Regions from separate parts of the Homo sapiens genome. Here all the other regions are linked to region 1. Evidence: chromatin loops called from intact Hi-C (ENCODE). Cell type or tissue: gastrocnemius medialis. All regions are shown on one strand.

Region 1 (5,000 bases):
CTGTTAGCCCTGGGCCCCCCTCACCCCTCCCCTGCAGCAGCCACAGCCTCCTGATTCTCTGACCCATTCTTCAAGACACAACCAGAAAGCCAATGTGATCAGATGAGACCTTCCCTTAAAGCCCTTCACAGACCACCTTATCACCCAAGTAAAGGCCCCCTGCCCCATCCAAAAAAAATATGTATATGTCTGTGTGTGTGAATATATGTATGTGTATATATGTCTGTATATGTATATGTATGTATATGTATGCATACATATACATACACATGTATGTGTATGTGTACGTATATGTATATGTATGTATACATGTACATACATATATACACACACATATATGAATAATGTGCTCTATACTTTTTACTGATTGAAATATCCAATCAAAGAAGGGTGACAACGTAGATTGGGTGGTTGTTGAGCAGTCTTTTGGTGGTGATAGTCTCCTTGGAATCTGTTTCAGAAACCAGGCACAGTTATAGGAGAAGCTTTTTGGAATATATTAAGATCAAACACTTAGTAATGATTTTTAAAAGATCAAGCATCGTTTATTGAGACCAACAAATAACTTTCACCTTTTTACTACTGTGGAACATAAAAATATTAACGGAGGATTTTTTTTCTATTTTAAATGTCCCTCACTGCTGAACTGCTCATAGATATTATGTTTTTAAGGGAGTAGTGGAATTAATCATTAAATGCAAATTTACTACTTATATTTCCCAGAAAGTATATCATGGGAATTACAAATAATCTCCATTTTCTAAAATTATCCTCAAATTTATAATGCTATCAGGATGTAAGGTGAGTTAAAGTACAATTGCATTTTTTTAAAGTTTTAAAAACTAAAACTGAATGTAGATAATTCCAAAATATTTTGAGAAGGCCTCCTCAGTGTTCCATGATTTTGACATGTGTGGTTATGTGGAGGCTCAGTGAACCCGCAGGGTAACACACTTCTATTTTTGGATGGAGGCATGCAGGGAGAAAGGATGAAAAGGACAACGCAGCTTTGATAGGAAGCCTGCTTTTGGGGAAGGGATGGTCCACTCAGGCTTCCTGGAGGGTGGGAGTTCTTCCTGCCCAACATTGCCCCTCGTTTTCCCAGAGGAGCTTAAAACCCCAGTGAAAAAGCCACAGTTCCTGGAAAGTGTTATGGATCTGATAGCATTACATTTTATAAGCTATTAATACCCAAATTCACCATGTCCAAAAATGAGTTCCTTAATGACTAAGCCCCCTATCCATCACTAAACCAGCTTTGTCTCTCTATCAAAGTAAATGGCCCTGATATGGCTCCAATGACTGGAGGAACATCAGGTCCTTGGTCTCATGCTGATTTAGATAAAATGACATGGACACATGCGGAGTGGTTTAAGGAGCGGATAATTTAATAGGCAAGAAAGAAGAAAGAAGAAAGAAAGAAGAGAACAGCTCCCCTGTACAGAGACAGAGGGAGGGCAGAAAAGTGGTCGGTTATATGGGAGGCTGGAGGAGGCAGTATCTGATTTGCATAGAGCTGTAGGGTCCAGCCCTACTGGGTCTGTGGGTTTTTCTCCTGGTGTGCGGAGATGAGAGGTCGTAGAAATAAAGACACAAGACAAAGAGATAGAAGAAAAGACAGCTGGGCCCGGGGGACCACTACCACCTAGATGTGGAGACTGGCAGTGGCCCCGAATGCCTGGTCGCGCTGTTATTTATTGTGTACAAGGCAAAGGGGCAGGGTAAGGAGTGTGAGTCATCTCCAGTGATTAATAAGGTCATGTGAGTCACGTGTCCACCGGACAGGGGGCCTTTCCCTTTTAGGTAGCCGAGCTGGAGAGAGGACAGCTTACGTCATTATTTCTTCTATGCTCTTCTCAGAAAGATCAAAGACTTTAATACTTTCACTAATTCTGCTATTGCTATCTAGAAGGCGGAGCCAGGTGTACAGAGCAGAACATGAAAGTGAAACAGGAGCGTGACCTCTGAAGCACAGCATCACAGCGAGACGTTTAGGTCTCCGGATGGCTGCGGGCGGGCCTGACTGATGTCAGGCCTTCCACAAGAGGTGGTGGAGCAGAGTCTTCTCTAACTCCACCGGGGAAAGGGAGACTCCCTTTCCCGATCTGCTAAGTAACGGGTGCCTTCCCAGGCACTAGCGTTACCACTAGACCAAGGAGCCCTCTAGTGGCCCTGTCCGGGTGTGACAGAGGGCTCACACTAGTCTTCTGGTCACTTCTCACCATGTCCCTTCAGCTCCTATCTCTGTATGTCCTGGTTTTTCCTAGGTTATAATTGTAGAACAAAGATTATTATAATATTAGAATAAAGAGTAATGCTATAAACTAATGATTAGTAATATTCATATATAATCATATCTATATTCTATGCCTAATATAACTATTCTTATTTTAAGTATTTTCTTTATTATACTGGAATAGCTTGTGCTTTTAGTCTCTTGCCTCGTCACCTGGGTGGCTTGCCGCCCACAGAGGGCCCAGGGGATTGGTTTGACCAGGTGTGTCATTCACGAAGCCCGTGAAAAACCCGGCCCTCCCACCTTATCCTTTTAATGTGCAAATGTGGGCCGCTCTGATGTCCTGAACACATGCAGTTACCTGGAGGTGGCCATGACACTTGGCATACCTGGTGACAAGAAGAAGGCACGAATCACCATATTGGGTGGACTCAGCTTCTAATGGCCTGCGTTTGCATATCAAAGCTTGCCAGCCTGGCCCTTTAATTTGCCTTTCTGTTAGAAAAGAAATGATTTGGCCAGGTGCGGTGGCTGATGCCTGTAATCCTAGCACTTTGGGAGGCTGAGGTAGGCGGATCACTTGAGGTCAGGAGTTTGAGATCAGCCTGGCTAACATGGTGAAACCCCATCTCTACTAAAAATACAAAAAAAAAAATTAGCCAGGCTTGGTGGCGGGCACCTATAATCCTAGCTACATGGGAGGCTGAGACAGGAGAATCACTTGAACCAGGGAGGCAGAGGTTACAGTGAGCCCAGATTGCACCATTGCACTCCAGCCTGGGCGACAGAGTGAGACTGTCTCAAAAAGAAAAGAAAAGGTCTGGGGTTGCTTTTATTAAAAGAAAAAGCCTTACCGAGAATTCCTTTTACCCTTTCTATCTGCCTAAAAATTATTTCTTAGTAACTCCTGTATCATTCCCCCGCTCAAGAGAAGCAAACCTAACTGCTGTCAGGGGGTGTTGGATGGCGATTCTTTCTGGCTACTTCCTGCTGAAAAGGGGTATTGTGTGGGGAACAGCAGTTGTGCCTTCTCCTGAGGTTTATCTAAGGGTTCTTGGAAGAATGGCGTGACCATGTGTAAAAAGTAAAGTAGAGGTTCCTCTTCAAAGACTTTCCGCCCCGTCTAATAAGAAATAAATAGTAACTTCTCTTAAAAGCAAAATTTATTCAAAGACCTGTGCTAACATTCTTAAATATCTGCTAGCCATAATAAAGAAATCAATGTAATTTATGTTCTTAGCTCCCACAATTTAGCCTAAATATTTGCCCTGGCATGCTTATACTGGTCCAAGCAAGCATTAGATCATAGTCTGTTCCTCTTCCTTATTTAAAAGTGTTTTTACCTTTCCCAGCATTCCACAAGTTACTTCCTCCTTCTTTTGTTCTCCTCTACCTTTGCCTCTTTTAAAAAGTTCTAAGTTGCTAGCCAATCGGGACAAATACAGAATGTGAGGTCCCATTCCAGCTATTGGAAACTGGACACAGCAGTAGGGTGGACGCGTCAGGTTATAAATGACCCTGTCTCCTTTGTTCAGTGTACTCTCCTGGCAAAACTGCTGGCGAGTGTACCCTTTCTGCAAGAAGTAAAAATGGCCTTACTAAATAAACTGATGCTCAAGTGCTATTTCTTTACAAGCATTTCAAACACGTGTGGCTTTGCTCGCAGCACCGTTTGGAGTTTGATTGCTTCCAGGTGAAAAGAGATAAATTTTATAAGAAAATTTAAAATATAGGGTTAGAATGTGAGTATTAAGATTACCACCGTGAGTGGGGGTCCTATAGACCCTGAGTTTCATACCTATTAGTTACACCATGGATTGCAATACCAGTATCTCGCTGTACATTACCAGAAACATTAATATAAAAGAAACATTTTCCTTGAGAAAACCATACATTTCCCCTTTGACTTGCCATTAGAGAATAACTTTAAGCTTAGGCCATTTTCCTAACTTGCAATATGCTTGGGAGAAATACATTAGTGGGTGGCTAAAATAACTTTAATGTTAATCTTGACAATTCCTTTCCTTTAATAATTTCATGACTTTCACAGACCCTCTTACAACATACTTAAACTTTCTGACTTGCCCTAAGCATTCATCCTTTAAACAACCAGTCATTTCCTTTTAGGACAAGTATTTACCAATGAAAATCTTTTCTTACATAAAATCTTCCTTTATAATCTTCTCTTTATAGCTTAGAGCACATTATATTACCAACCTTCAGAAAAAGTCCTATTAAACGTAATGATAGTAAAACTTTCATCCTTGCTTCTTATCCACAACTATTACTCCTGCTATAAGCGACACAATTTTGACTAAATCTTTCCTGCAACTATCAATCCTGTTATAAGGTTGATAATTAGGCAAAATATTACAGCAATTAGAATTTTACAACCAGAATTCCACATCTTGGGTGCTACAGTGTGTAGTTCTATTGTAAATAGTAGCGTGAGTATAACAGTTCTTACAAGAGTGGCATAGTGAATAATTTCCATTTAAAACTTTACTTACCAAGATATAACATTTCTCTTTGGGGAGCTACAAAGTTACAAATGCGATTCTATGAATAATTAAAATCTGCCTGCAAATATGCTTTAAAAAGAAGTTTTAATATTTGGTGGTGAACTTTGAGAGTAAAGGGTAGAAATAGCAAAAAGTATCTGGTGAGGCAGGAGTGGGACTGAGTAAGATGAGTAGCCCTCACTCAGTTACTTATCTTTTATGATTTTCAGCTTAAAATCTTCTCTTTCTGGCCCGGCGCGGTG
Region 2 (5,000 bases), 790 kb before region 1:
TAACCAACTAAACTCATTATATATGGTGTAGCCTAAAGTAGGGATGTTATTGGGAGGCCAAGGCAGGTGGATCACCTGAGGTCGGGAGTTTGAGACAAGCCGGACCAACATGGAGAAACCCCGTCTCTACTAAAAATACAAAATTACCCAGGCGTGGTGGCACATGCCTGTAATCCCAGCTACTCAGGAGGCTGAGGCAGGAGAATCACTTGAACCGGGGAGGCAGAGGTTGCAGTGAGCCGAGATCACGCCACTGTACTCCAGCCTGGGCAACAAGAGCGAAACTCCATCTCAAAAAAAAAAAAAAAGTAGGGATGTTAATCATTTGTTTGTGGATTAACTGAAAAAGGCATTTCTTAGCTTCAGTGTAGAAAGAAAAGGAATAGTGACTGGTATCCCTTTGGTGCATTGGAGAAGGAAGATACTCATTTCTTTTTTGTGTGTGTGGTTTTTTTTTTTTGGAGACGGAGTCTGTCTCTGTCCCCCAGACTGGGGTGCAGTGGCGCGTAATCTCGGCTCACTTCAAATTCCACCTCCCGGGTTCAAGGGATTCTCCTGCCTCAGCATTCCGAGTAGCTGGGATTACAGGCACGTGCCATCACGCCCGGCTAATTTTTGTATTTTTAGTAGAGACGGGGTTTCCTCATGTTGGTAAGGCTGGTCTCAAACGCCTGGCCTCATGATCCGCCTGCCTCAGCCTCTCAAAGTGCTGGGATTACAGGCATGAGCCACCGCGCCCAGCTAAGGTGTGTTATTTCTTACAGACTACTTATAGAAGTGGCTCCAAAGGCTTAAATCAGCCTATTGAATATGCCAAAATAAGCCTGAGGTCGATGAAAGAGGTAACTCATGGCTTACCGAACAATTTGGTTTTGCAGGGGGAGAGAGTTTGTGCCCAATCTGCAAACAAATTAGTTTCAACTCTATAGCAAAACAAGCTTAATATTAAGGCCGGGCGTGGTGGCTCACGCCTGTAATCCCAGCACTTTGGGAGGCCGAGACGGGCAGATCACGAGGTCAGCAGATCGAGACCATCCTGGCTAACATGGTGAAACCCCGTCTCTACTAAAAATACAAAAAAAAAAAAAAAAAAAATTAGCCGGGTGTGGTGGCAGGCGCCTGTAGTCCCAGCTACTCGGGAGACTGAGGCAGGAGAATGGCGTGAACCCGGGAGGCGGAGCTTGCAGTGAGCTAAGATTGCGCCGCTGCACTCCAGCCTCGGCGACAGAGAGAGACTCCGTCTCAAAAAACGAAAAACAAAAAAAAAAACAGTAACTTCATTTTGTGAGTGGTACCCATTCACTGGATGGCTTTTTCTTGAAAAGAAGCTTTTTTTTTTTTTTTTTTTTTTTAAGATGGAGTCTCACTCCTGTTTCCTAGGCTGGAGTGCAGTGGTGCGATCTCAGCTCACTGCAACCTCCGCCTCCCAGGTTCAAGTGATTCTCCTGCCTCAGCTTCCTGAGTAGCTGGGATTACAGGCGCCCGCCACCACACCTGGCTAATTTTTGTATTTTTAGTAGAGACAGGGTTTCACCATGTTGGCCAGGTTGGTCTCTAATTCCTAACCTCAGGTGATCCGCCCCCTTCGGCCTCCCAAAGTGCTGGGATTACAGGTGTGAGCCACTGCGCCTGGCCTGAAGAGAAGCTGTTGATCCTTTATTGGCTCACAGGAGTGTTCCAGAACAGCGGCCCCTGTGTGAGATGCCTGTGGCATGTAGCTCCAGGAGAGACAGGTTTAATTCCGGATAAGTGTACCCAACTGCATACTGATATTCACAAAGTGCCTTTTGTACCTGTCGAAAATTAATATATTTTTGCAATTGGTGGCTGTTTTCATGTATTAGAAAATCTGCAGTCAAGAAAGGCCTGCTGCCCCGGCACAGTGGCTCACGCCTGTAATCCTAGCACTCTGGGAGGCTGAGATGGGTGGATCACCTGAGGTCAGAAGTTCAAGACCAGCCTGGCCAACATAGTGAAACCCTGTCTCTACTAAAAATACAAAAATTAGCTGGGCATGGTGGCACAGGCCTGTAGTCCCAGCTATTCAGGAGGCTGAGGCAGGAGAATCACTTGAACCTGAGAGGCAGAGGTTGCAGTGAGCCGAGATTGCACCACTGAGCTCCAGCTGGGGCGACAGAGTGAGACTCTGTCTAAGAAAAAAAAAAAAGGAAGAGAAGAAAGAAAGAAAGAAAGAGAAAGAAAAAAGAAAGAGAGGAAGGAGGGAGGGAAGGAAAGAAATATTTGAAAATTGTGAAATGAAATTAAACATTTGATTATCCATTTTAATTCTCTGGAAATGGAAATCCCCATAACATGTAAACTCACATAGAGTATATAAATCCAACTTTTTCACTTGATTTTCAGAAATACTGTGCATATGTGCAAAAGTAAAGGCATGGTCTGGCCGGGCACGGTGGCCCATGCCTGTAATCCCAGCACTTTGGGAGGCAGAGGCGGGTGGATCACTTGAAGTCTGGAGTTCAAGACCAGCCTGGCCAATATGGTGAAACCTCGTCTCTACCAAAAATACAAAAATTAGCCGGGCTTGATGGTGGGCGCCTGTAGTCCTACCTACTCCGGAGGCTGAGGCAGGAGAATTGCTTGAACCTCGGAGACGGAGGTTGCAGTGAGCCGAAATCGCCACTGCACTCCAGCCTGGGCGACAGAGCAAGACTCTGTCTCAACCAGCCAACCAACCAACCAACTAACCAACCAACCAACCAACCAACCAAAGAATAAAGGCATGGCTGGCACAAAGCCAGGAAGCACGCCTGGCCGGGTGGCTCCCCACATTGGCCACCAGGGGGCACCATCATCTCATAACTGTCTGGCTCTGGGACCTACACATGCGAGAGAGGAATTTTTTAGTGCGGTTTGAGAAGGAATAAGCAACCTGCTGTTTAATGTGTTCATTCAATGGGTCTTTTACAAATTGCTATTTGTAACCTAGAGCGTGCCAGTTATTTAGGATATAATTAGGTTTTTGCTGTTTCACTAACATACCTCACATACCTCGTATAAATGCTTTTTTTTTTTTTAACACACCTCTATACTAAAGAGGAAAATGCTTTTAAATGTAATCTTGAGGTTAATTGACTCTCACTTCTCCTTTCTCTGAAGGGCCTGCAGAACTCTTTCAGTTCTGACGTGGCCCCAGTAGTTTTTTGGTTTTATTTTTTTGAGATAGGGACTCTCTCACCCAGGCTGGGGTACAGTGGCACGATCATAGCTCACTGCAGCCTCTGCCTCCCAGGCTCAAGTGATCCTCCCTCCTCAGCCTCTTGAGTAGCTGGGGCTAAAGGCATGCGCCATCACGCCCAGCTAAGCTTTGTTTGTTTGTTTTTTGTTTGTTTGTTTGTTTGTTTGTTTTAGAGACAGGGTTTCACTATGTAGCCCAGGCTGATCTTGAACTTCTGAGCTCAAGCAATCGGTCCACCTTGGCCTCTCGAAGTGCTGGGATTACAGGCGTGAGCCACCTGGTCGTTTTTTGTTTTTTTTTTTTTTGAGATAGAGTCTCACCCTGTCGCCCAGGCTGGGGTGCAATGGTGAGATCTCGTCTGACTACAATCTCTACCTACTGGGTTCAAATGATTCTCCTGCCTCAGCCTCCCGAGTAGCTGGGATTACAGGTGCCTGCCACCATGCCCAGCTATTTTTTTTGTATTTTTAGTACAGACGGGGTTTCACCATGTTGGCCAGGCTGGTCTTGAACTCCTGACCTCGTGATCCGCCCGCCTCAGCCTCCCAAAGTGCTGGGATTACGGCGTGAGCCACCACGCCTGGTTACCACCTAGTAGTTTTTATCTGGTGACATCTCATCTCTTTGAAATCTGAAACACCAAATCTAAGTAAGAATCTGACTTTAGATTTTGATGTCTTTAAATTAGATAAACTAGCTGGACGCGGTAGTTCAAGCCTATGATCGCAGCACTTTGGGAGGCCAAAGTGAGAGGATCGCTTGAGTCCAGGAGTTCAAGACCAGCATGGGCAACATGACAAAACCCCTCTCAATAAATAAAATAAAAATAAAAGAATACAAATAAATAACTAAATTAGGTAAACTGTTGCACTTAATATTTATCTGAGCCAGTGGTGTTTATGTCAAGATGGGGTCAGATTCTAGACTAAATCAAACTCTCAGACAAGAAAATGGCCTCTTGCCCTGTCATGCTCTCTGTCATGTTATGCTGCGGTAAGAAGGCCCTCACCAGATGCAGCCCAACAGCTGTGGACTTTCAAACCTCCAGAACTGTAAGAAATACGTTTATTTTTAAAATAAATTTAAAAGGCTGGGCATGGTGGCTCATGCCTGTAATCCCAGCACTTTGGGAGGCCGAGGTGGGTGGATCACCTGAGGTTAGGAGTTTGAGACCAGCCTGGCCAACATGGTGAAGCCCCATCTCTACTAAAAATACAAAAATCAGCCAGGCGGGGTGGCACGAAGCCTGTAATCCCAGCTACTCGGGAGGCTGAGGCAGGAGAATCGCTTGAACCTGGGAGGCAGAGGTTGAAGTGAGCCAAGATTGTGCCGTTGCACTCCAGCCTAGGCGACAGCAAGACTTTGTTTTTTTGTTTTTTGTTTTTCAAAAAAAGAAAGAAAGAAATCTCCAGCATGGGGAACATTATGAAACCCTGTCTACAAAAACTGCAGGAAAAAAAAAATCACTGAACATGGTAGTGGGCACCTGTAGTCCCAGCTACTCGGGAGGCACAAGAGGATCATTTGAGCCAGGAAGGCAGAGGTTGCAGTGAGCTAAGATTGCACCATTGCACTCCAGCCTGGGCAACAGAGTGAGACCCACCCTGTCTCCAAAAAAAGAAAGGAAAAGAAAGGAAAGGAAAAGGAAAAAGAAAAAAAAAGGAAAGCAAAGGAAAGGAATCTCATGTCAAATAATCATAGTAGAAGTTAAAGTACATAACAATGGCATCTATTTTCATTGCCATGTTACTGCAGAGAGTAGTTTTTGGTGGTCATTGCATTTTTTTTTTTTTTGAGACAT
Region 3 (5,000 bases), 390 kb before region 1:
AGTGAGTTGTGGACCATTTAGTTTTACCAAGTAATTTTAGGGAGCTTTTCCAGTGCTTGGTTTCAGCAGTTTTGTGTACAGAAAACTGGGATAAATGAGTATCCTTACAGGCAAGTTCCTCCTATATGCTAGCTGTCAATACATTCATACATCCAGAGGGTTTCTTGTTATCCCCTACAAACAAATAGATATTCTGAGGATGCACAGAGGAACACAGAAAGATTGTATAGATTAAGTTTAGAATCTTGTAGCAGGGCTTCGTGGATTGGATTAAACCAAGGACCTGGTAGGTCTATTTCCGAGTGTTGCTTTGTAGTAAGGAGTTGCTGAATTTAACTCGATCCAAGATACAGCTTGGAGGCATTCCTGAACAGGCTGTTAGGGAATCACAGTAATAAGAGTAAGGGCATCTAGAATTCCCATCAATCTGATAGTAAACTAAACAAAGGGGAGGCATATGATTCCTTCTTCGGCAAACTTGATCAAGGTAGCTCCTAGAAGCAAGGGACATGTAATGGTATTTCTCTCTCTTTTTTTTTTTGAGATGGAGTTTCACTCTTGTTGCCCAGGCTGGAGTGCAATGGCGCGATCTCGGCTCACAGCAACCTCCGCCTCCCGGGTTCAAGCCATTCTGCTGCCTCAGGCTCCCGAGTAGCTGGGATTACAGACATGCGCCACCACGCTCGGCTAATTTTGTATTTTTAGTAGAGATGGGGTTTCTCCATGTTGGTCAGTCTGGTCTCGAACTCCGGACCTCAGGTGATCTGCCTGCCTTGGCCTCCCAAAGTGCTGGGATTACAGGCGTGAGCCACTGCGCCCGGCGCTATTTTTCTGTTATGCAGTAATTTGTAGTTGAGTCAGAAAATGAGAAATTAGACAGTGGGTTAATTATGGTGAAATCAACAGGCTTGGGGTGGCTGAGGCTGGAGCATTGCTTGAGCCCAGGAGTTTGAGACCAGCCTAGGCAGCATAGTGAGACTTCATTCCTATTAAAAAAAAAATTAGCCAGACATGGTGCGTGCCTGTAGCCCCAGCTACTTGGGAGGTTGAGGTGGGAGGATCCTGTGAGCCCAGAAGGTCGAGGCTGCTGTGAGCTGTGATTATACCACTGCACTCCAGCCTGGGTGACAGAGTGGGACACTGTCTCAAAAAAAAGTGGCAATAAAGTGGCAATAAAGGCACTCTCGTTATCACTGTGTATGGGGAATGGAACCCCAAATCTGAGGAAAATTTCTTTCAGTAAGGCTTTTGAAACCCTCTCAGTGTGGCAGGGAAAGGCTTGCACCTGTCCAATAAATGTGTCCACCATGACTAACAACTAACTAAAATTTTCTTTAGCTCTTGGCTTTACGTTAAAGATCCAAATCCTGGCTACCATTCCCCAGGTCCTAGGGAATATTATAGCCAGGAAGCATTGCAATAAAAAAAACTTTTTCTTTTTCACAAGCTCAAAGCTAAAAGCAGCCCAATTCTGCAGAATACATCCTACCGGGCCACAAGGAGGAATAGAGCACACATTTCCCATTTTAGATGACAACCTTAGGTGACAAACCCTTAATGCCTCAGCTGGGCTTTGAACTGTGTTTAAACCAAGTCAAACAATTTTAAACAAGTCCAAAAATTTTAAATGTGATTTCCCAAGGTCCCAGTCCCTTCAGCTGTCTATGGGGTATCTCCCACCCAACGCTCTGAAGAAGCAGAGCGTAATATCTTGCCCAAGCAATGCCAAGATGTCTTGCCAAAGTGGGACCAAATGTCTGAAGGAAAAATACCTTGAGGCCGTTGTCCATGAGCCTGCCACTTAACGGCAGACGTCTTCCCAGCCAAGTGCCTTGTTTTTAACACTGCAATAGTCATAGCACCCCACGGGCCAGTGGTGCCTGGTTATCAGCCAAACACACAGATCCCTGAATGAAATAATTCGGGCAGCCGCTAGATGGGGTCTGAGGGTGACTATGACTAGAGGCTGATGTGCCATAAGCGAGATGCCCACTTCGGACTTTTGTCCCTTCATGGTTGTTAATTGTTTTAGAACTGAACTAGGACCCTTACCAGGCACAATAAAACCAGATTTCTATACGGAGGCTTTGCAGAGATAGAAAGAAAAGCTAAGATCAGGGAAGGAGAGACCAAGGCAGGCTTTTTCATTAGCAATGGTGTTGAGCAGGCAGTTTGGGTAATTTCTTTTCTTTTTTTGAGATAGAGTTTCACTCTTGTTACCCAGGCTGGAGTGCAGTGGTGCGTGCTCGGCTCACTGCAACCTCTGCCTCCTGGGTTCAAGTGATTCTCCTGCCTCAGCCTCTCGAGGAGTTGGGACTATAGGTGTGCGCCACCACGGCTAGCTAATTTTTTGTATTTTTAGTAGAGACGGGGCTGGTCTTGAACTCCTGACCTCAGGTGAACCGCCCGCCTTGGCCTGCCAAAGTGCTGGGATTACAGGCGTGAGCCACTGCGCCTGGCCTGGGTAATTTTCTTCTATACCATCCCAGGTTTAAATTCTGGCCATCCTTCCCTGTCTAGCTGAAATTCCATGGTCTGAATGAAATTTTTGTGTCCCCACTTGCAGGCACCTTACCATCCTCTGAATTTCTCAAGTACACTTTATATCTGTGTTGTCTAAGCAGATGGTTCCTGTCTTTTTCCCTCAACCAGACCATCAGCCCTTTGACGGCTTTCTTTCTATTCTTTTTGACTCCCTTTGTGCCCTCCCCTATTCCCTGACCCACTCCATCCCGTACCAGGCACAGTAATAGATACTCAACAAATATGTCATTAAATTGACTAAACGATCCCCTGCAGCCACATGCACCTGCCTGTGAGCTGGGTGACAGGCTACTTTATTATCTTTCCCATTCTTTATCACATGCCCCCTCCAAAAACAACATTCTAAGTGCTGTATTTCTGGGAGGCTCAGAGACCATTTATTTATTTTTTTAAAGGTTTTTACCTGCATTGTGCAGTGGAGGGGCAAATTCTAGGCCAGACCTGTGGTCAGAGCAGAAACGTAGAGTGGTCTGTGCTGCTCTCAACACTCATTCCAGGATCAGCTGCTGATGGCTGTATCATCTCTGCTGCAAGGCTTTGAGAAGAGCTGTATTCGGGCAGCTCTACAGGAAAAAAAATGTGATCACAGTCTCCCAGGTTTTCTCAGGCAGCAGCAGAAGGTAGTAGCAAACAACCCAGACAGTGGTGACCTGTAGCTGTTTAGGGAAAAATATAGGTGAGTGAATGAAGGAATGAGTGGAAGGAAGGATGGATGAATGAACGAGATCACAAATGAACAGCATGCTGTAGTGGAAAGAAACCTGGAGACATGGGGTTGGCATCCTAACATTTTCCTTATCCTTTGTGTGATGTTGGAAAAATTGCCTGATGTCTTCTCAGTTTCCTCATCTGTAAAGTGGGGCAAAAGTACATACTCCTCAGGGTGGTTGAGAAGATCAAAGGAGATGATGTTTGTGAAAGTACCTACTTCCTTTGAGGCCATGTCTAACGTAACCAGGGTCTCAGTGGACACGTAAGACTGGGTGTGATGGGTACGTGTGTGTCTGTCCCCCACACGTGGGGTTTTAATTGAGTGGGTTTCAATGTGGAAGGTGCCCACTGCATCCTGTCTCCCACCCCGTGATGATCGCCAGCTATTTCAGATGTGGACAGCGGTGTCCCTGGGGGCTGGGCTTGCACTGCAGCTGGAGTTTTAGAGATTCTGCTTTCCTGGTGAGCTCAACTGTGTGAAGGCTGATGGCGGGGTTCGGCCAGTGGCACCATCCGTGTTTGCCTGTGTGGGAAGAGCAGGTGCCAATCTGATGAGCTCTAGGGTCCAGGGCAGGCGGTTTGGCCCAGCTGCCTGCAACAACACTTAATCTGGGAGATCCCAGCTGATTCTCTCAAATGGAGACTTGCTGAGGCCATGCCTCATGTTCCAGGATTCCTGGGGAGCTGCTGAACCTGGGGAGGGGTGGAGGTACCTGACCCAAGTTCCCACAGCTACTCTGTCCCTGTGACTTGAGGTTGCAAACTTCCCCAGGGCTGAGGGCACGCTCTGCTGCTCTGTCTGAACCCCCAGCTCTGCCTCCTGAGCAGATACTGTGTGGCTCTGAACCAGTTGCTTAACGTCTCTGACCTTCACCCTCATTGGTAGACAGAAGACAATAATACCTACCTGAAGAGATTGGTATGATAATTTCATGTTAATTACCATTATTGAGTACTTTCTAAGAGTGCTAAACACTTTATAAACACTTTACAAACATGATTTCAACAGTAAACCTGAGAAAGGCGGTATACTTGCCATTTTACAGCTGAAGCAGCTGAAGCTCAGAGAGGTTAGGTAGCTTTCTCTGGGCCGCACAGCTGGTAGGTTTCAGAGCCCGTTCATACCAGCTGTCTTCCTCTTTGCTGCCCTCAGGTTGCTTCCTGCAGTAGATAAGATGAGATGCGAAGAGCACTCGGCCTGCAGTTGACTGGATCTGAATCTGACAGATCCTGTGGAATTTGCTGAGAGATTGATTGGGACTTTCTGGGGACTGGAAAAAATGGGGATGGGGTAGAGAGGAGATTAGTAAGCCTGGGACTGTGCTCCCCAGCCTTTGTAGGCGAATCATCCGAGTCCGGGCTGTGGGGGATTTTTGGTAGCAGGCTGTTGACTCTTCTCCAGGTTCAGTCGGAGGGGGAGGGCAGGTAATGATGCTGAAGGACACAGCTTGTTCTGCAAATTTGTGAAAAGCTCTGCAGGCTCACATCCCAACGTCATTGGACGTGCTCTGGGTTCCCTGTACTATAGGGAACATTTGAGAAATGTCATATGGATGTGCTTCTGCCATTAGGGAGCGCCCAGTTGTCAGACAGACATGGGCACGCATATGAGTGATTGGGAGCAGCAGCCAAGGCAGTGAGCAGTACGGGGTGAGGATCTGCAGGACAGGAGGTTGCTGCAGGTGACTCATCAGGGAGGGCTTCCTGGAGTAAGTGGGGCTGTGGCTGAAGCATGGGTAGAAGTG
Region 4 (5,000 bases), 330 kb before region 1:
AAAATTAGGGCAAACCTCTGTGTGATCATAAAGGCATGGTGTCACGTGTCTGTGGCCTGTGGATTGCTGAGACAAGTTGAATTTTTCTTAGAAGATCAAGCCTTGAGATGAAACTAAGTTCAAAATCTGTGTAGATGGTGCAAATGAGGCATCAGTCTACAGATGCTGAGCAAGAAAAAAGGATTGTGTTTGCTTGGACCAGCAGGAAAATGATAAGTGGCAGAAATAAGATGAAAGGCTCAAAGCAGAAGTTGTTTTGCAGAAACTGACTGAGCTAAAAAAAGGATGGCTCAGACAGTTCTTCTGGTTGTTGTGGCCTTAGATGTTGTTAAGAAGGTGCCTTTAAAGGCTTCAAACTGGCATAGATACTGATGCAGGCATTGTATCTACTACAAATCATACAATTTCAGAAGGGACTTTTTAAAGCAATCATTGCCTGTACTAGTAAGAGAATGAGAAAGAGATTTCTAGCGAATAACCATGGCCTATCAGAGCAGTCACTACAATGTTTTAGGGAGGATAATGCTAAATTTTGCATTTTAGAAAATTTGGTTTGATGCCAGTATAGAGAAAGAACAAGCAAAAGCAATACAGGAGAGAGAGACTGGATAGAAAAAAATAGAAGACGTATGAGGGAAAAAAGATAAGATATTGATACAAGGAATAGCAACAGGAACAAACGTGATCAGTTGGAAACAGAAAATGTTAAAAAGATACAATTGAAAATATTTGATCAACAATTGAAAATTATGGGAGAAGAAAAATAAAAAGTCTAAGATGTCTCTAGATATTTGACTTCAGTGACTAAGTGAATGGTTGAGGTATTCTTTGAGATAAATAAGAGAAATAGAAAAAAAGGAAGGTTGGGCACAGTAATAAATCATTCCAATTTGAGAGTTTCTGTAGCATTTTTATTATAAAAAATACTCAGGATGGTTAATTCTATGGGCCTGAGTTTTCAGAGATCTTCGTGGGCAGGAGAAACAGAGTTTAGGCTCATTAGTATATTAATGGTACATGTCATACACTCAACAGGAATAGATGAAACCACACAGGAAGTGCATACGCACCAAGGAGAGCAGGGGTCCCCATGATAGAAGCTTGGCAAATGCCATCAAAATGGATGCCCAAATTTACTACATGCTTCCGAAATGTATTTTCTTCCTCTTGTACAGATTAAATTGCTTAATCCAGACAACTCTCCAATCCCAAATGAAGTTGTTCAGTTGCATCTGAAGGACAAAATCGTGGGAAACTACACCACAGATGTAAATGGCATCGCTCAGTTTTTCTTGGACACATATACGTTTACATACCCAAATATCACTTTGAAAGTAAGTTAAACGAAAGGCAAGTAAAATAAAAACAAACAAGCAAACAAAAAACTGCACTGGCTAGCTAAGGTTTAGGTCTATGCGAAATTATATTTATGGAACAGAAATGAAAAGATACACCTTGGTGTGAATCTAGAGTACTGAAAAATAGTTAAATATTAAGAATATAGGCCCTATGAAAAGTAGGTTAAAAATTATTTTAAGAGTCCCGGGAAAAGACAGAAGGTTAGCATACATACTAAATTGTATAAAGGAGAATTAGCTGAAAATAAGCAACGCTTCACTTTTATTAAGGAAATAGAAAGAGAATTGTGTTTTTATAGAAGGAAATATTTGAGAAACCCTGTAATCTATTACCTTGGAATAATGTAAAGAATTTCTCTGGATATATTCAAGAGAGAAGTAAACTACTATCTGTAATAATTAAATATCAATCCTTCCTAGATATTTTTAAAGGACTCCTCAGACTTTTTGTGTTGATAATGGTAAATTACTATGGTCAGAGTAAACTCCTTGCTGTATTTCATAAAAACTTTCCCATCTTTCAGCAAAACTTCATATTATGTTATCAGTAGCAAGGTAAACGTTTGCACTCATGGGTTCTTCGTATTATAGTGAGGGAGATATAGCAATCTACTTGCTAGCAAAAGTAATAATTATAGTAAAGAATACAGTAAAATATTGAATGTAATATTATTGAAGTAGGACTTGAATAGACTAAATTGTAAAAACCATAGTGGTCGCTCTAGAGTATAACTAGAAAATGGGGAATTGGGTTAGATTTAATGTAGAATGGCTATAAAATTTTCTTGCAGAGATAAAGCAGCATGATGATAAACCATCTTATCAAATATTCTTTCACTCATCCTTTCTCTTTATCCTAAAATACCCGTAATTTTGATTTTTTGTCTAGGCAGCCTACAAGGCCAATGAAAATTGCCAGGCTCATGGCTGGGTGTTGCCTCAATACCCTCAGCCCGAGTACTTTGCATATCGATTTTACTCCAAGATGAATAGCTTCCTAAAGATTGTCCAAGAGATGGAAGAACTGAGATGCAACCAGCAGAAGAGGGTGCTAGTGCACTGCATTCTCAATATGGAAGACTTTGAAGACAAAACCTACACAGCAGACTTCAATTATTTGGTATGAGCTGAAAATATTCTTCCACAATCAAAATTGCTTCTTTTCTTTAAAACTTCTTTGAACCTAATGAAATCCCTGTACCTATATGCCACGAGGAAGCTCAAAGTTAACATAAATGATAAAACTTATATAACTGGTATCTATTTTTAAGAAAGGAGGGAAAAGGCCATGACACCACAACCCATATGCACTCTGTCATTCTCAGACCCTTTCTTCAGAGTTACCCATTTCTATTTGGACATTGCTGGGATCAAACCAGAGTTCTGATATGTACTAGCTTTGTGTTACTTTTTGAAAGCCACTTAAACCTCTAGAGAATCTTAGTTTTTTGTAATATATTGTCTAATCATCAAGATAATTATTTAATAATACATATAAAGCCCTTTGCCCAACTTCTGGCACACAAAAGATATTAAGTATTAGTTTGATTTTAATATATTGCTATTATGGATTATTTTACACTGTCTAAATGGGTGCATGATACTTCATTGAGATTTAGGAAGATGATATAAAATTAATGAAACATGAATTAATTCAATCAGCCAACACTTATTGAATGTTTTTCATATTCCAGGTGCTGTATTAGCAATTGTAACAATAGAAGAAATAGAAAAAGTATAACTGGGGACAAAACATATATTAGAATTACATAAGTGTTACAAACGAAACATGTATGGCCACTGAGGTGTTACAGAAAAATGAATGATTAACTCTAGCTGGAGTTTAGGACAGTGATTATCAGAGTATATTTCCTAGAGTAGCAGTATCAGCATCACCTAGGAATAATTTAGAAATTCTGGGAATAAGTGGCCAGGCGCAGGGGCTCACGCCTGTAATCCCAGCACTTTGGGGGGCCGAGATGGGCGGATCACGAGGTCAGGAGATCCAGACCATCCTGGCTAACACGGTGAAACCGCGTCTCCACTAAAAATACAAAAAGAAATCAGCCTGGCATGGTGGCGGGCGCCTGTAGTCCCAGCTACTCAGGAGGCTGAGGCAGGAGAATGGTGTGAACCCAGCAGGCGGAGCTTGCAGTGAGCCGTGATGGTGCCACTGCACTCCAACCTGGGTGACAGAGCAAGACTCTGTCTCAAAAAAAAAAAAAAAAAAAAAAAAAAAAAACATAGGAATAAGTTAGAAATCTTGTCCTCCGAAGCACATTAAAATTTGACAACCACTAGTTTAGGAAAAAGATATATGCCTATATATTTACATTTATATGTATATACATATTTTTAAGGAAAAAATACATAAAGAGAATATGCCTAAATAGGATTTTGTGGGATGAATAGGAGTTTTCTGGATGATTAGAGGATATGAGAAACACATTTAAGCTTATTTTAGGAAATAATATAAGAGGTCAAAGATGTCTGAAGTGTATTATTCTGAGAACTAAAGGTGTTTGAGTCTATCTATGTGAAGAATGAAAGTAGTACCACATGATTTCTCACATTTTGCAAACTTAGAATTCTGGAATAGTCTTTTGATACTTCTTTTTTTCGTGCTATTTACTGCATCACCAATTTCTATCACTTTTTCATTATATTATCTCTCGCATTTTTTCTTTCCTTCATCATTTCCACAAACATTAAAATATTTCAAACCAGCAAGGTATGGACACCAAACCATCAGAAAAGGTATGAGTGATAATTCCACTGAAGCCCTTAGCTAAGCCAAGCATGGCTCATTTAGACTGGGGGCAAAGTGGTGGGAGTGGGAGGAGCTGGTTGTGGAGGAGAGGTTCTAGGGAAGCAGGGAGGGGACTCTGGGGAGCTCAGGGAAGTGGCTCTTTACCAACCGGTACAGAAATCCTTCAACATGTCAACAATAATATTGCCATACTGGGGTGTGAGAAATACCAAGCATCCTTGAATGAGAAGCTGAACCTCTTTTTTTTTTTTTTTTTTTTGAGACAGAGCCTCGCTCAGTCGCCCAGGCTGGAGTGCAGTGGCTCGATCTCCGCTCACTGAAAGCTCCGCGTCCTGGGTTCACGGCATGCTCCTGCCTCGGCCTCCCGAGTAGCTGGGACTACAGGCGCCCGCCACCACGCCCGGCTAATTTTTTTGTATTTTTTTAGTAGAGACGGGGTTTCACCGTGTTAGCCAGGATGGTCGCGATCTCCTGACCTCGTGATCTGCCCGCCTCGGCCTCCCAAAGTACCGGGATTACAGGGAAGCTGAACCTCTTAACTAGTTTTTATAAAGACACTCCCACATGCCCCTGACTTTTGCCTTCTTTTCTGGCCACACCTCTGCTCGACTTAATATCCAATACTTCCTAATCCAGAGCTGAGCCATTTTGCAGGTCTGTGGTGTGAATTGATCTACTTGTCATCAGCTTCCCTCTTGAAATAGCGTAGGTTTGCCCCCCTCTGATCTGATAAGGCCTTTACAATTACTTTACCTCATTTCCATTTTAAATGAGTCTGCTAATAGCCTTTTTCTTCCTCTCTCCCTTCTTCCTTCCTCCCTCCTTTTCTTCTTTCTTTCTTTATTCTGGAAATCTAGAGTGATTTTTAAAAA
Region 5 (5,000 bases), 140 kb before region 1:
GAGGCTTGATGTCTTCAGATGTGCATGAATAAGATGAGCCCGGGGACTCTGAACCCCGAATGTATGTTTGACCCAGCTGGGAGGCTTAAAAATACCCGTGCACAGACCTCAGCCCACTCCAGACAATCCAAGCCAGTCTGTGGAGGGGGTGCCAGAGCAATGTGTGTGTGGTTTTTTTTTTGTTTTGTTTTTTAGATGGAGTCTTGCTTTGTCGCCCAGGGTTGAAGTGTAGTGGCACAATCTTGGCTCACTGTAACCTCCACCTCCCGGGTTCAAGCAATTCTCCTGCCTCAGCCTCCCGAGTAGCTGGGATTACAGGCGCGTACCACCACGCCCAGCTAATTTTTTGTATTTTTAGTACAGACAGGGTTTCACCTTGTTAGCCAGGCTGGACTCAATCTCCTGACCTTGTGATCCCCCTGCCTCCGCCTCCCAAGTGCTGGGATTACAGGCGTGAGCCACTGCACCTGGCCACAATGGTATTTAAACAACTCTACTCTAGCATGCAGCCAGGGCCGGTGGCTCTGGTCCAGGTAGTCTGTAAGGCCTTTCCAGGTGGAAGAGTCTGATCGGGTGGTACCTCAGCACTGTGATGATCCTGTCCAGGTCTGAAACTGCCTCTGGTGTGCTGTTCCATGACTGAGGTGGGTGAGAAGCCTGGGGGGCCCCTGCTGAGGGGATAGGTGCACTCCCGGAATGCAGAACTTCAGCATGGAGGGGCCTCTGCCGATCAAGTGCAGGGGATTCTCCCTTCAGCATCCCTGCCGGCCCCCAGCCTCTGCCCCAGCCTGCAGCCGCAGGGAGTTTAGTACTCTGCAAGGGCCACTGTTTAGCAATTCAAATTGTTAAAAAGTTCTTGAATGTGTCTCCTGAAAATAATTCCACCTACTGTTCCCCTTCTGTCCTCTGGAACCTCCCAGGAACAGTCCCTCCTTTCCCCACATGACTGCCTTGGGCATTTCAAGACCACGAGGGTGCTGCATCTGCTCCCCATCTCCTGACCTCTCTCACATCTGACTTCTGGGCCCCACACTCCCCTTGCCACTCCCTCTGCATCTGGCCGCATAGTGGCATCACTAGAGAGCTTCACGAATACACTGATGCCCAGGTGCCAGCCCCAGACCATTTTGTTTCATTTTGCTGCGGGGAGCCCAGGCCTGGGGTATTTTTTTTTTCTTTGAGACGGAGTCTCACTCTGTCGCCCTGGAGTGCAGTGGCATGATCTAGGCTCACTGCAACCTCCGCCTCCTGGGTTCAAGCGTTTCTCCCGCCTTAGCCTTCTGAGTAGCTGGGATTACAGGCGCGCGCCTCCATGCCCAGCTAATTTTTGTATTTTTAGTAGAGACGGGGTTTCACCATGTTGGCCAGAATGGTCTTGATCTCTTAAGTTCATGATCCACCTGACTCGGCCTCCCAAAGTGCTGGGATTACAGGCCTGGGGTAGTTTTAAAGCTTGTCAGGTGATCCCACTGTGCAGCCAAGGTTGAGGACCACTGCCCTGGGGCTCTGCGGAGGTCTGGTCCCACCTGGAGGGTGGCCTGAGCTGGCACCTCCCACACCCTGACTCTCTCCATGATTTCTACCAGTGCAGTTCCAGGCCACATCTTTGTGGGCAGCACCCTATCATGTAACTCAGGCAGATGCCCTCTCTCTGTTACAGGCTTAAGTGCAAAACAAAACAAAGCTCAAGTGCAAGGACTTTAACTCTATTAAAGGTTTTACCCTTCGTTTCAGCACATCTTCATATCCAACGAGCTCTTTTTTCAATGCTGGCTTTATCATACAACAGACCAGAAATGCTAGGTAAATAGTTTAGCATGCTTCCTGGGTCTTCGTTGAGATCACCAAGAAAAATGAAGAGACAGGTCTGAGGCTGAAGGCCACGGCCCGCTCCTGGAGACTTTTCGCTAAGCTGATGTGAACTCTCATCTCTCTCTCACAGCGTGGCCATCCAGCCTGCCCTGATTTCTCCTGAGCATACAAGTGCCTGGTCCACACGTCCACAAGGTAACAAGGAATGCATTGCCAAATACCTGGCTGAAATCAAGGTGTGCTCCCTTCATTAAATATTCTGCTTAGTTTTCAGTGTTCACAAACCATCTGCTTTAACACTCCAGGTGTTGCAGGACATCAGTCTCAAGGTCACTGGTTCCTGCGATGGGAACCTTACTGAAAAATCATAGAACACCAGATCCAGAAGGTTCCATAGAAATGGGCTAGACCCACAGCTTTCAAGCTGTATTGGAAACCCTTAGTGTAGCTCAGGGCCACCAAGGGCAGTGAGGGGAGGCCGTCATGCTAGGCTTGTCCCTGCCTGAAACAGCTCCACCTCCTATGGTTTATGTACTGGGCTCCTACGTGATATTTCCATTGAAAAGAGGATGCTGCTACTTAAAAAAGGCTCACAAATATCCAATCTGTCCATTTTACAGGTAAGGACACTAAGGGCTCAGAGACGGAATGAGATTTCCCTGAGGTAACACAGCAAGAGGTGGGGCTATGTTTAGAAATCAGGCCCTGTAACTCCCAAGCAAGATTTCTTGCAGTAGCTGGGGGCTGGGGAACATTATGACACCATGTTGGACTGATATTTCCTGAGCCTTGGGGGTCTTGGAAGTGCCAGGCTGGGTATGTAGGGGAGATAAATGCCTGGTGTCTGCTCTCTAGGAGGTAAACTATGACCCTGGGGAAGAGACTGGTATGAGCCCTTTCTCAAAGCTTAGGACCCACCTGGGACTTGAGCAGTGTAGTGCCCAGCGTCAGCTGGCAGAGGGAGCCCTAACCCGAGGCTTGGCCGCTCCTGGGCTGGCTCAGTGGGCCACAGCAGAGAAAACTGGGCAAGAGGTTGAGAGCCACCAAAAGCCATTCCATAGCAACGGCGAAGGAACAGACTGCATGGTGGGGGTTTTGAGTGGGCAGGAGGAGTGGCAGGCCTGCAGGTGCACTGCTCAACAACCTGACCTCTTCAATATCAGACTTATGCAGCTGTGCGGTTTACCTTGACCGTCGGCTCTGGGCATCCGCAGTCCTGCTCCCTGCCCTCAGCCTCACTGCCCTCGTCTGCAGCTTCTACAGGCTCTCAAGGCCAGAGAGGTGAAGAAGAAATGGACAGAGTGGCCCAGGCCTGGTCTGTGTCCATACAGAGCAGGCCCCCTCAACACCTGGAGTAACAGGTTTCTGGAGAGTTCAACTGCTCTGTGCTGCTGAGCGTACCTTCTCCTGTTCCCACTGACTACTCCTCTGGGGTTCAGCACACAGGACAGAAGGCCTGCCCTGGGGAAGTGCAATAGAGGGGCAATGCTCATGCCACCTGGGCTCCCTGGCCCTGCAGCTGAGTGAGAATGATGGGGAGCAGGCTGGTCTGGCCAAGGAACAGCTAGAGCTTTTTTTTTGAGAGACAACGTACTAATGCAGAAATCATAAAAATGATGGGTATCATTTATTGAACACCTGCTATCTGCTCAGCCATGAGCCAAGTGACTTACATGGATATTGCTAATTCCCACCACCAGGCAAGCAGATAAGGTATAACTAGCCCCATTTTACAAATGAGTAACTGAGACTCAGAGATGAAAGAACTGGCCCTAGGTCCACAGCTGTAGATGGCAGAACCAAGATGGGGGTCCCTCCAGAGGCGACGGACCCTCCTCCCAGTGTGTTAGGCTGCAGCTAGACCTTCCAGGCCCACAGATGATGTGGGTAGGTGGCACCATGGTTTCCAAGGACCCTGCACTGGAAGTATCTCCAAGCCAGCCAAGGCCACTGTCCCCTGCTTCTCTTTCCCACAGATCTGTGTGTCATGGTAGGGAGTTCGGGAAAGCAAAGAACCAAAGCCAGGAGACCTGGGTGCTGGTTCAGGGTGTGAGGCCCTGGGTAAGTCACCTCTCTGGGTCTCAACTTTCTGATCTGTAAAATGTGGAGAACAGCTGGGTGCCATGGCTCATGCCTATAATTCCAGCACTTTGGGAGACTGGGGTGGGCAGATCACCTGAGGTCAAGAGTTCGAGACCAGCCTGGACAACATGGTGAAACCTCAGCCTCTACTAAAAATACAAAACTAGGCGGCGTGGTGGTGGGCACCTGTAATCCCAGCTACTTGGGAGGCTGAGGCAGGAGAATTGCTTGAACCTGGGAGGCGGAGGTTGCAGTGAGCTGAGGTGGCACCACTGCACTCCAGCCTGGGCAACAGAGTGAGACTGTCGCGCAAAAAAAAAAAAAAAAAAAAAAAAGCAAAAAGCGAAGAACACTACTCCTTGTCTGGCCTGGGTCTCAGGTTGTTGTGTGGACCCAATGAGAGGAAGCATCAGAAATCCTCTGAAGTCTACAGAAAACTGGAGAAAGACAGCTTCCAATTCTGGAGGCCTTCCTATGTGCCAGGTACTTCGTAAGTGGGTTGCAGGCATCGCCTCATTCTTAGACCTTAAGAGCTGGGGAAATGGTCCACATTTTGCAGATGAAGAAGTCAATGGACAGGGAAGTTAGGTAGCTCAAGGTTACCTAGGAGCAAAGCCAGGACTGGAACTGGGCCTTCTGAGGCCAAAGCCTCTGCTCCTCCCCTTCTCTAGATGGTGCTTAGCCCTGGAGTGGGAAGGGCTGTGCAGGACAGCAAGACTCCTAGAAGGACAGCCCACACTCAGCTCCTGCTGAGCGGAAGCAGGCGTGTTCGTGAGCTGGGGACTGCAGGGGCCCTTGCCGCTGAGGAGGCCTTCCTGGCTCCCCTCCTTCGGACCCTTGACTAGAGTAACCCAAGAGTGTCACCCTGACTTCCTGGGTGGCAGCTAGGGGAGAGGGTACAGGGAGAAATGGGAGCTAAAGGCATTGCTCATCCTCAGGGAGACAGCTGGATGAGGGCACACACACACACAGTCACTGCCCTGGACACCAAAATCCATGGATGCTCAATTCCTGATATAAAATGGTGCAATATTTGCATATAACCTATGCACATTCTCCCCTATATAATACCTTAACTCATCTCTAGACTACTTATACTACCTCAT
Region 6 (5,000 bases), 420 kb before region 1:
GATAGTTTGCTGAGAATGATGGTTTCCAGTTTCATCCATGTCCCTACAAAGAACATGAACTCATCAGTTTTTATGGCTGCGTAGTATTCCATGGTGTATATGTGCCACATTTTCTGAATGCAGTCTATCGTTGTTGGACATTTAGGTTGGTTTCAAGTCTTTGCTACTGTGAATAGTGCCGCAATAAACATACATGTGCATGTGTCTTTATAGCAGCATGATTTATAATCCTTTGGGTATATACCCAGTAATGGGATGGCTGGGTCAAATGGTATTTCTAGTTCTAGATCCCTGAGGAATCGCCACACTGACTTCAAATGTAATCCAGCATATAAACAGAACCAAAGACAAAAATCACATGATTATCTCAATAGATGCAGAAAAGGCCTTTGACAAAATTCAGCAACCCTTCATGCTAAAAATTCTCAATAAATTAGGTATTGATGGGACGTATCTCAAAATAATAAGAGCTATCTATGACAAACCCACAGCCAATATCATACTGAATGCACAAAAACTGGAAGCATTCCCTTTGAAAACGGGCGCAAAACAGGGATGCCCTCTCTCACCACTCCTATTCAACATAGTGCTGGAAGTTCTGGCCAGGGCAATCAGGCAGGAGAAGGAAATAAAGGGTATTCAATTAGGAAAAGAGGAAGTCAAATTGTCCCTGTTGGCAGATGACATGATTGTATACCTAGAAAACCCCATTGTCTCAGCCCAAAATCTCCTCAAGCTGATAAGCAACTTCAGCAAAGTCTCAGGATACAAAATCAATGTACAAAAATCACAAGCATTCTTATACACCAATAACAGACAAACAGAGAGCCAAATCATGAGTGAACTCCCATTCACAATTGCTTCAAAGAGAATAAAATACCTAGGATGGTTTTTGAAGAGTAAAATTTGGCTGTGCTGTAACAGCTCTGTGGAACCAATTCATAAAACATGCTGAAATAGTACAACACACCTCTTAGCCTCAAGGCCCAAAGTTCCAAGCATAGTTATTGAAGCCAGGCCGGTTGCCTGCTTTGGCCAGTCTAGACTCCTTGAACAACTCCAAGGGGGCAAGCACCATTCAAGTTATAGGTTACAGAGATGGTGCTCCTTTTGCCCAGTTATGCTAGTGCTAAAGACAATGCTATTTAAGTGCACAGTTCCAGGGGCGCTTGTGGCTCTAGCAGCTTGAGGCTGCTTCTTTAGCTCTTTATCAGGCAGATTTTCTTCTTCTTCTTCTTCTTTCTAATAGAGCTGGGGTCTCGCTATATTGGCCAGGCTGGCCTCAAACTCCTGGCCTCAGGCCTTCCTCCTGTCTTGGCCTCCCAAAGTGCGGAGATTACAGATGTGAGCTATCACCCCTGGTCCAGGCAGATTTTCTTTATAACTTTTTTTTTTTTGTTCTTTTCCAAGTAAGCCAGTGATGAGAGATGCAGTAAGCATTATCTTTATGACTGTATCTAGAGCATCCTTGGGATGCCAGTTTCAATTGCTAAAAGGAAAAAAGTCTGTCATAATGCAGTTAATTTTTTTTTTGAGACAGAGTCTCTCACCCAGGCTGGAGTGCAATGGCACGATCTCGGCTCACTGCAACCTCCACCTCCCAGGTTCAAGCCATTCTCCTGCGTCGGTCTCCTGAGTAGCTGGGATTACAGGCGTGTGCCACCATGCCCAGCTAATTTTTGTATTTGACGGGGTTGCACCATGTTGGTCAGGGTGGTCTCGAACTCCTGACCTTGTGATCCACCTGCCTCGGCCTCCCAAAGTGCTGGGATTACAGGTGTGAGCCACTGCACCCGGGCAATGCAGTTAATTATAAATTTCATTTTCTTCTGAAGAGCTAAAACTATTTGATATATGATTCCCAGTAAACTATGAATTATTGAGGAGGCTGCCAGGAAGAACTAGCTAAGCCCTTTGCTGCTACTGTGACCAGCAACTTTTCCATCCTGGCCATGCAGCTTCCTTTATCGCGTATTGCCATATGAATGTCCACTAGGTGGTGCTAGTTACACGTCATACTCAGTGTTGTAGGCACATCCAGTTTAACACAGTTTTTATAGATGCAGAAGCTTACCTAATGGTTACCCAGTGAGTTAAAACTGGAGTTATTTCATTGCTTCATCCACAGTCAGCTAAGCAATTATTTCACCTCAACTGTAAACCTTAGAAACACGTTTTAAAAGTTTGGAGAACCTAATTTCTATTTCCCTTTGACCAAGATAATTTTAATCTTTAATAACAGCTAAGAGCCAACCCTTACTTTTTCTGTAATTAATTTTATATTATCACAAAGGAGGAAGAAGGTATATTTGTATCCACCTTCTTCCTTCCCCAAATGCCATTTTCCTAGAAGACTGCCGTTGCGGATAAAGACATGCAATGTGATTTGCAACCCTTGGATATCACAGACATGGTGGCCACATTTCTAAACTTTTAGGACAGCTGGATTTCTGTCCAGTGTATTTTTGGAGATTGAGTTGATGTCATACCATTGAGGCCAGAAGCTACCAAACCTTTCCTAAAGCCTCCAGTCAACCTGGTTGTGAATGCAGCGTGTTGCCACTGTCTTTAAAGCTGTGATTTCTAAAGTTATATGTAAGACTGGCCCATTGAAGTGTGCAAAGTAAAAATTAGAACTCCTATTTCTGTTGATTTTTCCTCATTTTCTCTCCTGTCCTGTTTGTATATGTTTTATAATTTACATAATATTAGCAGAGTCCTACCTGTGCACAGTTCATAACAAGGAAGCATGCTGGGGCACATATACTTTTTTAAAAAAATAATTGGAAAGAGATAAAAAAGGTTTGGAGAGAGCTGCATACTTCTCTGTGCATTACATTTCAATAAGAAGTTTAGTTTACTTTTTTTTTTTGAGATGGAGCCTGCTCTGTCACAGTGCAGTGGTACGATCTCAGCTCACTACAACCTCCGCCTCCCGGGTTCAAGCGATTCTCCTGCCTCAGCCTCCCAAGCAGCTGGCACTACAGGTGTGCACCACCACACTTGGCTAATTTTTGTACTTTTAGTAGAGATGGCGTTCTACCATGTTGGCAAGGGTGGTCTCAAACTCCTGACCTCAAGTGATCCGCCTGCCTCGGCCTTCCAAAATGTTGGGATCACAGGCATGAGCCACTGCGCCTGGCCAGAAGTTTACTTTTTCAAGTACCTGAAGATCACTAATAATTTTAGAGTGATGGAGGGTTGGAAATGGGGGCGTTTATTTTCAAGTCCAAGAGATCATTTTGGTTGGTGAAATATTACAGAAAATGGCCTATGGACCTTTCCTGGATTTGAGGGAGAAGAAGAAATAATAGTTGCCAGAACTGTTTTCTGTTACACGCTGATCAAACGTTTGTTCCCTCTCCCACAGTGTAATGTTTCCTCCCCCTGCCTTTATCGCATACAGTGGTGTGTTTTTCAGAATGGGATATCCTCCTTCGGGAGTAAAGTTATTGAGCATACCTTGTCATTGGTGGAAAGGAAAAACAAATACAAAAACTGGGCAGTTACCTGGGAGCGTCTAGTTTCTTCCTTTGCCTTCCATTCAGTTGGGTAACTACAATTCTCAGCCTCAAATTATTTTTTCTTAATCATGTTGAAAATCCATGGAAAATAGTAAGAATGACCAAACTGGTCTCTTCATTAAGGATGGGTCTCCACATTCGCCGGTTTTACTATTGAGGGCATTGAAATGGGCCATGACAGATAAAGTTACTCACCAGGCTTTTTAAAGAAGGTTGAAAATGGATGGTAGAAAATCAGCAGTTAAATTTAGATTCAGCAGTTGTAAAAATGAAGCTCCACAGCTGCCCTAACATGACAGATAATAAAGAATACAAGAAATACTAGGAAAAGGTTCACCTGGAACAGAATCAAGTCACAATATTGTGGGAGAGATTATCAGTGGATGGAGAAGCCAAGAAAACTTATTTCAGGGAAAACAAATGTGATTCCATAACTTAGCAGTGCAGTAATAGATGTTGCCAAGTACTAGAAGACCTCAAGTGATCTGCCCACCTCAGCCTCCCAAAGTGCTGGGATTACAGGTGTGAGCTACTGCACCCAGCCTAAGATATTTTTTTTTTTTAAAAAGACATCACTTGTAAATCCAGCTCTCCATCCCCATCCCCCAGTTCAGTAACAACCTTGGTCTTTTGTCTTCCATATCAGGGCTCAGCATCTAGGTCCTCCTCTTTTCCGGTAGTTCTTTATGTTTCACTGCCGCATAGGCAGTTTTCCATGTCAGTAGATGGCGGAAGAGTCAAAGAGGTTTGTTTTCTCCCGTCCAGCATTATCAGCCCGATGCAACACTGGCAGGGAGAAGAGATGGGAACTTGAGTGGTTTCATTTGTGTAGCTACAAGGAAAGAAAATTTAGGGGAAGAGGAGGTGATCCATGTTTGGAAAACTAGATTATAAAGGAACATGTATTTTCTTAGATGAACAAGGAATGCTGGCCACAGATGGTTTCTCCAGGTTTGCATGTCTGTGAAGAGCCTTGTACCCACCAGCTCCTTTATGCCATCTCTTCATGTGGAATCTTTAGCAGGAGATGAAACCTGGCTAAAGTGATCTGACAGTTAAGGTCCAAAATGAATCCTCGCAGTGACAGTTCTGCAAAGCACCAGACAAAAGTAATTAAGACAGTAGGAGCAGCAGTTGGAAAAAGTGATGGCAAATGAGTGAGGCAGTTATCCAGTAATTTCTTGTTAATTTTAGTCATTTGCTTACAAAGAAAAATATAATGTTTTGTTAAATACATGCACTCTTACTTCTTTTGTCCTCATTGATGATGGAACTGTGACTGGAATTAGAAATTCAGCTTCTGTGTTTAAAACTGGGCCTGGTGTGGTGGCTCACACCTGTAATCCCAGCACTTTGGGAGGCTAAAGTGGGAGGATTTCTTGAGGCCAGGAGTTTGAGACCAGCCTGGACAACATAGCAAGACCCTGTCTCTACAAAAAATAAAAAAACGTAGTTGAACATAGTGGCATGCACCTG

What was found. Hi-C counts contacts between places; a loop is a spot of excess contacts. Peaks named below come from ENCODE experiments on the same cell type or tissue, not always from the same donor. Only the 100,000 strongest peaks of a DNase experiment are listed, where the experiment ranks them.
Region 2: it touches region 1 in a loop (8-fold over the local background); 9 of 110 quality-filtered maps call a loop at or near these places.
Region 3: a loop joins it to region 1, with 4 times the contacts of the local background. A loop is called at or near these places in 63 of 110 quality-filtered maps.
Region 4: a loop joins it to region 1, with 12 times the contacts of the local background. A loop is called at or near these places in 6 of 110 quality-filtered maps.
Region 5: it touches region 1 in a loop (18-fold over the local background); 79 of 110 quality-filtered maps call a loop at or near these places.
Region 6: a loop joins it to region 1, with 14 times the contacts of the local background. A loop is called at or near these places in 64 of 110 quality-filtered maps.

The regions. Positions count from the first base shown.
Region 1 is chr12:30,848,435-30,853,434 of GRCh38, reverse strand. No RefSeq gene overlaps it. Among named protein-coding and RNA genes, the nearest start is that of LINC00941, 55 kb to the right of the region's middle. RefSeq lists enhancers at 1,754-2,103, 4,552-5,000. In gastrocnemius medialis, CTCF peaks have their summits at 1,959 and 2,168 (motif pointing left); DNase peaks (open chromatin) are centred at 1,758 and 2,144; H3K4me3 peaks cover 785 bases; H3K27ac peaks cover 374 bases.
Region 2 is chr12:31,634,635-31,639,634 of GRCh38, reverse strand. All of the region lies in intron 1 of LOC124902913 (a long non-coding RNA gene), which reads left to right. Among named protein-coding and RNA genes, the nearest start is that of ETFBKMT, 23 kb to the left of the region's middle. In gastrocnemius medialis, a CTCF peak has its summit at 2,796 (motif pointing right); a DNase peak (open chromatin) is centred at 2,774.
Region 3 is chr12:31,235,916-31,240,915 of GRCh38, reverse strand. No RefSeq gene overlaps it. Among named protein-coding and RNA genes, the nearest start is that of FLJ13224, 86 kb to the left of the region's middle. In gastrocnemius medialis, CTCF peaks have their summits at 1,735 and 1,936; a DNase peak (open chromatin) is centred at 1,915.
Region 4 is chr12:31,175,137-31,180,136 of GRCh38, reverse strand. It overlaps the pseudogene OVOS2P. Among named protein-coding and RNA genes, the nearest start is that of DDX11, 100 kb to the right of the region's middle. In gastrocnemius medialis, no CTCF peak of the experiment used is centred here; no DNase peak of the experiment used is centred here.
Region 5 is chr12:30,983,782-30,988,781 of GRCh38, reverse strand. The region is part of intron 7 of TSPAN11 (tetraspanin 11); the gene reads right to left. All of the region lies in intron 2 of TSPAN11-AS1 (TSPAN11 antisense RNA 1), which reads left to right. Among named protein-coding and RNA genes, the nearest start is that of TSPAN11-AS1, 20 kb to the left of the region's middle. RefSeq lists enhancers at 177-676, 677-1,178, 2,638-2,687. In gastrocnemius medialis, a CTCF peak has its summit at 2,737; no DNase peak of the experiment used is centred here.
Region 6 is chr12:31,269,065-31,274,064 of GRCh38, reverse strand. No RefSeq gene overlaps it. Among named protein-coding and RNA genes, the nearest start is that of FLJ13224, 53 kb to the left of the region's middle. In gastrocnemius medialis, CTCF peaks have their summits at 1,787 and 1,994 (motif pointing right); no DNase peak of the experiment used is centred here.